2 separate regions of the Homo sapiens genome follow, and region 2 is linked to region 1. A link is an interaction called in ENCODE POLR2A ChIA-PET data of the cell type or tissue named here. Cell type or tissue: Panc1. All regions are shown on one strand. Links, peaks and the distances in the headings refer to the core of each region. The heading gives the core; the rest is flanking DNA. Region 1 has its middle 9.9 kb from the start of NUP160. Region 2 has its middle 6.1 kb from the start of PTPRJ.

Region 1 (2,909 bases), core at 132-2,631:
CACAACTAATAGAATTGCCTGACTAAATGCCTGGGCAAATCACTTTTTCTTTTTGAGGTACTCCTTTCTTTTTTTTTTTTTTTTTTGAGACAGAGTCTCACTCTGTCGCCCAGGCTGGAGTGCAGTGGCATGATCTCAGCTCATTGCAACCTCCGCCTCCCGGGTTCAAGCAATTCTCCTGACTCAGCTTACTAAGTAGCTGGGATTACAGGCACACACCACTACACCTGGCTAATTTTTGTATTTTTAGTAGAGACTGGGTTTCACCATGTTGGTCAGGCTGGTCTTGAACTCCTGACCTCATGATCCACCCGCCTTGGCCTCCCAAAGTGCTGGGATTACAAGGGTGAGCCCCCGCACCTGGCCTTTTTTTTTTTTTTTTTTTTTTGAGTCAGAGTCTTGCTTTGTCACCCAGGCTGGAGTGCAGTGGCATGATCTTGGCTCACTGTAACCTCCATCTCCCAGATTCAAGAGATTCTCCTGCCTCAGCCTCCCAAGTAGCTGGGATTACAGGTGCCTGCCATCACACCCGGCTATTTTTTGTATTTTTAGTAGAGACGGGGTTTCACCATTTTGGCCAGGCTGGTCTCAAACTCCTGACCTCAAATGATCCACCCACCTCAGCCTCCCAAAGTGCTGGGATTACGGTGAGCTACTGCTTTCTAATCAGAAAATTCAGAATTCCAATGCCTCCTTTTAGTCTTCTGACAGGCACCTAGGAAAAATCAAGTAGTTAGTGCAGATAGATCTGAGGAAACCTTAGAAATATCATTTAAGGAGGCCGGGCACGGTGGCTCATGCCTGTAATCCCAGCATTTGGGGAGCCCAAGGTCGGGGGGATCACCTGAGGTCAGGAGTTGGAGACTAGCCTGGCCAACATGGTGAAACCCTGCCTCTACTAAAAACACAAAAATTAGCCAGGCATGGTGGTGGACGCCTGTAATCCCAGCTACTCGGGAGGCTGAGGCAGGAGAATCGCTTGAACCTGGGAGGCAGAGGTTGCAGTGAGCTGAGATCATGCCACTGCACTCCAGCCTAGGTGACAGAGCAAGACTCTGTCTCAAAAAAAAGAAAAGAAATATCATTTAAGGAAAAGGCATTTGAATGAGAACAAAGGGCACATTTTCTGTTAAGTGGTCTGTGGTATCCCAAGAAAGTTCATTTCCTTGCCCCTGTGGTCTTTAGACAAGGAAAATCCCAGACTTGGCATTAGTAAGGAAGAAGAGGGCGATGGAAAGGAAAGGAGAGAATTGTTAGACTTCTTGGCTGGAATTCAGAAACAAATAGTTCCAGAGCCTGGCATTGTCGAGGCCAGCGTCAGGACCAGCCCAAGGAGGCAGACAAGGAATATTACCGTTACTGACTTGGCTCCACATACCGTTACTCAAGAGAAACTGGTGCGTAAGCAAGATCCTGGAGGATGCGAGAGAAATATAAACAATCACTGGGTGTGGACCTGTGGCTGCCCATAGAGGCTTTGCCAGCTCTGAAATTGTAGTCACACATTTTGACTAATTTAATTGCCAGAAATTCTTGCAAGATTTGGGCAGTGACAAATGCAAGCCAAAACAAGACTAAAGTCTGGGGGTTTGGAAAAGCATTGGCCTCTGACCTCAAACTGGAGCCTCTCATCAAAGTTCTAACCCCTATTCGGGTCACTGAGCATCCTTGCTCTGAGACGTGGAAGTGACTTATTTTATTTGCCTATAAACATCTTTCGGCACCTGCACCAAATTGAAACTTGGCAGGCAAAATGAGGAAGGAGTGATACTTCTAAAAACTCATCCTATTTTTATGATTTGAAGCTTTTTATTCTTTGTAGGGGTAGCACAGGAGAAGGATATTAAAAAAAAAAACTCTCAGGAGCAGATGAAAAGAGAAAAGAATGAAACAGACTGCAAAAATCTCTCAACTGATATTTATTGCCATCATTATTTTGCAGAGAAAGACATAAAGACGTGAGCACATTGATTGGCATTGCCCATGATCATGCAGCAACAAAGGAAGTGATAGCCCTGAGGTTTTAAGACAGAACCGAATGAGAAGGGAGGGTTTGAAGTGGGTGCAACTTCAAGATGGTCTAGATATAGGTGAGAATCTCTACTCAAATATCTGAATTTCTAGCCTCTTAATTGTATTGTACACTTTTATATTAAAAAGCACTTCTGAGGCCAGGCACAGTGGCTCACACCTGTAATGCCAGCACTTTGGGAGGCCGAGGCAGGCAGATCACTTGAGGTCAGGAGTTCAAGACCAGCCTGACCAACATGGTAAAACTCTGTCTTTACTAAAAATACAAAACAATGAGCCAGCCGTGGTGGTGCGAGCCTGTAATCCCAGCTACTTGGGAGGCTGAGGCAGGAGAATCACTTGAACCTGGGAGGCAGAGGTTGCAGCGAGCCTTGATCATGCCACTGCACTCCACCCTGGGTAACAGAGTAAGACCCTGTCTAAAAAAAAAAGCACTTTTGGACTCTATACATGCAAATAACCCTTTTTACTGGATCAACTTTTGATCTTGATTTTTTTTTTTTTTAAACAGGGTCTCTGTTGCCCAGTAATGTGATCTCAGCTAGCTCACTGCAGCCTCAACCTCCCTGGGCTCAGGTCATCCTCCCTCCCACCTCAGCCTCCAGAGTAGCTGATACTACAGGCATGTACCACCACACCTGGCTAATTTTTGTACTTTATGTAGAGATGGGGTTTCGCCATGTTGCCCAGGCTTGTCTCAAACTCCTGTGCCCGCCTCGAGTTCGAGACCAGCCTGGCTAACATGGCGAGACCATGCTTGGCCCACCTTGTTTTTTAAGACTAATATTGGCCAGGCGCGGTGGCTCACGCCTGTAATCCCAGCATTTTGGGAGGCCAAGGCAGGTGGATCACCTGAGGTCAGGAGTTCAAGACCAGCC
Region 2 (2,909 bases), core at 168-2,667, 120 kb before region 1:
AGCAGGAGGATCACCTTAGCCCAGGAGTTCCAGGCTATAGTATGCCACGGTCATTGCCTATGAATAGCCACTGCACTCCAGTCTGGCAAACCCAGCAAGACCCTGTTCTCTAAAAGGAAAAATTTTACAGCTGGGCATGGTGGCTCATGCCTGTAATCCCAGCACTTTAGGAGGCCGAGGCAGGCGGATCACTTGAGCTCAGGAGTTTGAGACCAGCCTGGGCAATATGGCTAAACCCCATCTACAAAACAATACAAAAATTAGCCAGGCATAATGGTGGATCCCTGTGGTCTCAGCTACTTGGGGGGCTAAGGTGGGAGGATCACTTGAGCCCGGGAGGCAGAGGTTGCAATGAGCCGAGATTGCACCACTGCAGTCCAGCCTGGGTGACAGAGTGAGACCCTATCTCAAAAAAAGGAAAGAAGGCAGGGCACGGTGGCTCATGCCTGTAATCCCAGCGCTTTGGGAGGCCGAGGCAGGTGCAGATCACCTGAGGTGAGGAGTTCGAGACCAGCCTGGCCAACATGGCAAAACCCTGTCTCTACCGAAAATACAAAAACACACTGGGCGTAGTGGTGCATGCCGGTAATCCCAGCTACTCAGGAGGCTAAGGCAGGAGAATCACTTGAACCCAGGAGGCAGAAGTTGCAGTGAGCCAAGATCGTGCCATTGCACCCCAGCCTTGGCTACAGAGTGAGACTCCATCTCAAAAATAAATAAATAAATAAATAAATACAGACCACTTATCAGGTACCCACTGGATGCCAGCACTCATCCAGGTACTTTACATCCATTATTTCTACTCCTTACAACAATGCTGTATAATAGGCATCATCATCAGTATTTTACAAATAAGGAAACTGAGTCTCAGGCTTACTTACTTACACAAGGTCACACAGTTTCAGACTGGCAAAAACCAGGATCTAAAACTATATCTTTCTTGCCACTATGCCATGATGTTCCTCCCCTTGACATTTGTAGACAAGTTAACATAAAGTGATCTGTGTTGGCTCTTATTTCTTATATTATTACTCTCTTGGGCCTCCGTTACCCCAATTTTAGAATGGGAAGGGATAGAGTACAAGACTTTCTTCTTCATCCCCCAAGAACAGGGAATAGGAGAGGCAACTATGTTTAACAAGTCCACTAACCCACCAGGAGGCAGCTCTGCTGAGCACCAGCCTAGAACCAGGTCACCAGCCCCGCAGGGATCCCATTCAGCCTGGCAACCCTCAGTGTATTTTAAAAGCCACCATGAGCAAACCATTCTCCAAAGCCCTCCTAAGCGGAATGGAATGTTTCTTGGGAGTCTGATTAGCTAATGTTGCAGGCATGGCTGCCCTGAGACCTTTCTGCCTCACAGACTGAACTGAATCAGAATGGAAAGGAAGACTTTTAGAAAATTCTTTAAAAAAAAAAAAAGTAGCACTTCATCTTTATAATAGTAACAGGATGTTTCCTGTGGACTAATAACTGGGCTGTGGTTAGAACTCCATGTTTGTCCACCAGACCTCAGTTCCTCTCTAAACACTGTCTTAGTCACCTGCCCATGCACAGAGCTCGGGAGTGCCTTGGCAGTCCTGTTCTTGTTTCTCATTTCAAGCATTTGCAACATTAAGCATTTTCCCAATTCTTTTCTAGTGTGTGCGTGCCTGCGTGTGTGTGTGTGTGTGTGTGTGTGTGTGTGTGTGTGTTGAGATAAGAAACAAAGTTTGACTTCCAAAGAGATAGTTGCATGCCAAACCCCAAAAGCAAGAGACTAGAATGCAACCCAGTCAGAACCCAACAATCATATTTTAACCATAAATTTCCCCAGATTTTCAATGCAGGGGAATAAAACCCTGTAACGTCTGGGAGAGCAGAAACAGGGCTATTGCTGTCAAGGGTCCCCACCCTGTCCCCATGTCAGAAACCCACTGGCCTCTGTGCCCCAGCCCACCTCCTGAGCTGTTAGGATCTGAGTCAAACCCCCAGTGAGCCCAGTACCTGCATGTCTGGCAGGACAGACCCAGGACACAGGGTTTCAGGATATCTGAAAACACAGGGAGTGTGTGACAAGGAGAGTCGAGGCCTAGAGGGCAAGGAGCTTTTGTCCAGGGCTTGAGAACAACTTCTATACAAAGCCTAGAAGTGAGCTGGGCATGGTGGCTCACGCCTGTAATCCCAACACTTTGGGAGTCTGAGGCAGATGGGTCACCTGAGGTCAGGAGTTCGAGACTAGCCTGGCCAACATGGTGAGACCCTCGTCTCTAGTAAAAATACTAAATTAGCCAGGCATGGTGGTGCATCCCTGTAATCCTAGCTACTCAGGAGGCAAGGCTGGAGAATCACTTGAATCCAGGAGGCGGAGGTTGCAGTGAGTTGAGATTACACCATTGCACTCCAGCCTGGGCTACAAGAGTGAAACTCCATTTCAAAAAAAATCAAAGCCCAGAAGTGGCAAGCAGTGGGCAGGAGGCAGTCAAGCCTGCAGCAGAACCATCACCTCAAACAAAGAAAGGACTGAGAGGTACAAAGACAAGAAGGGCGCAAGGCCAGAGGCCCACGGCTTCTCTGCATCTGGGTCCTCCAGGCTTGTTAGAAATAAATTATTTTTTTCCAGACTTGAAAAGAATGTTCTTTTTTTTTTCAGGCTGAAAAAAATTCTTAATCACATTGTGCTGGCTGCATAGAACACCTCGGTCTCTAAATTAACTTGGACCATTTGTGTCATGTGGAAAAGTACCTGCAATCTAAATAAGCAAATGAAAATTATATATGGTAGCCAGGCACGGTGGCTCACACCTGTAATCCCAGCACTTTGGGAGATCGAGGCGGGCAGATCACTTGAGGTCAGGAGTTCAAGACCAGCCTTGCCAACATGGTGAAAACCCATCTCTACTAAAAATACCAAAAAAAAAAATTAGCCG

What was found. ChIA-PET counts read pairs that join two places held together with the same protein. Peaks named below come from ENCODE experiments on the same cell type or tissue, not always from the same donor. Only the 100,000 strongest peaks of a DNase experiment are listed, where the experiment ranks them.
Region 2: POLR2A ChIA-PET joins it to region 1 with 5 read pairs; 7 of 35 experiments call an interaction of 5 or more read pairs at or near these places.

The regions. Positions count from the first base shown.
Region 1 is chr11:47,856,777-47,859,685 of GRCh38, reverse strand. No RefSeq gene overlaps it. Among named protein-coding and RNA genes, the nearest start is that of NUP160, 9.9 kb to the right of the region's middle. In Panc1, for the core only: no CTCF peak of the experiment used is centred there; a DNase peak (open chromatin) is centred at 1,395; H3K4me3 peaks cover 713 bases; H3K27ac peaks cover 2,258 bases.
Region 2 is chr11:47,972,967-47,975,875 of GRCh38, reverse strand. No RefSeq gene overlaps it. Among named protein-coding and RNA genes, the nearest start is that of PTPRJ, 6.1 kb to the left of the region's middle. RefSeq lists enhancers at 552-1,211, 1,212-1,871. In Panc1, for the core only: no CTCF peak of the experiment used is centred there; DNase peaks (open chromatin) are centred at 1,309 and 1,502; H3K27ac peaks cover 2,184 bases.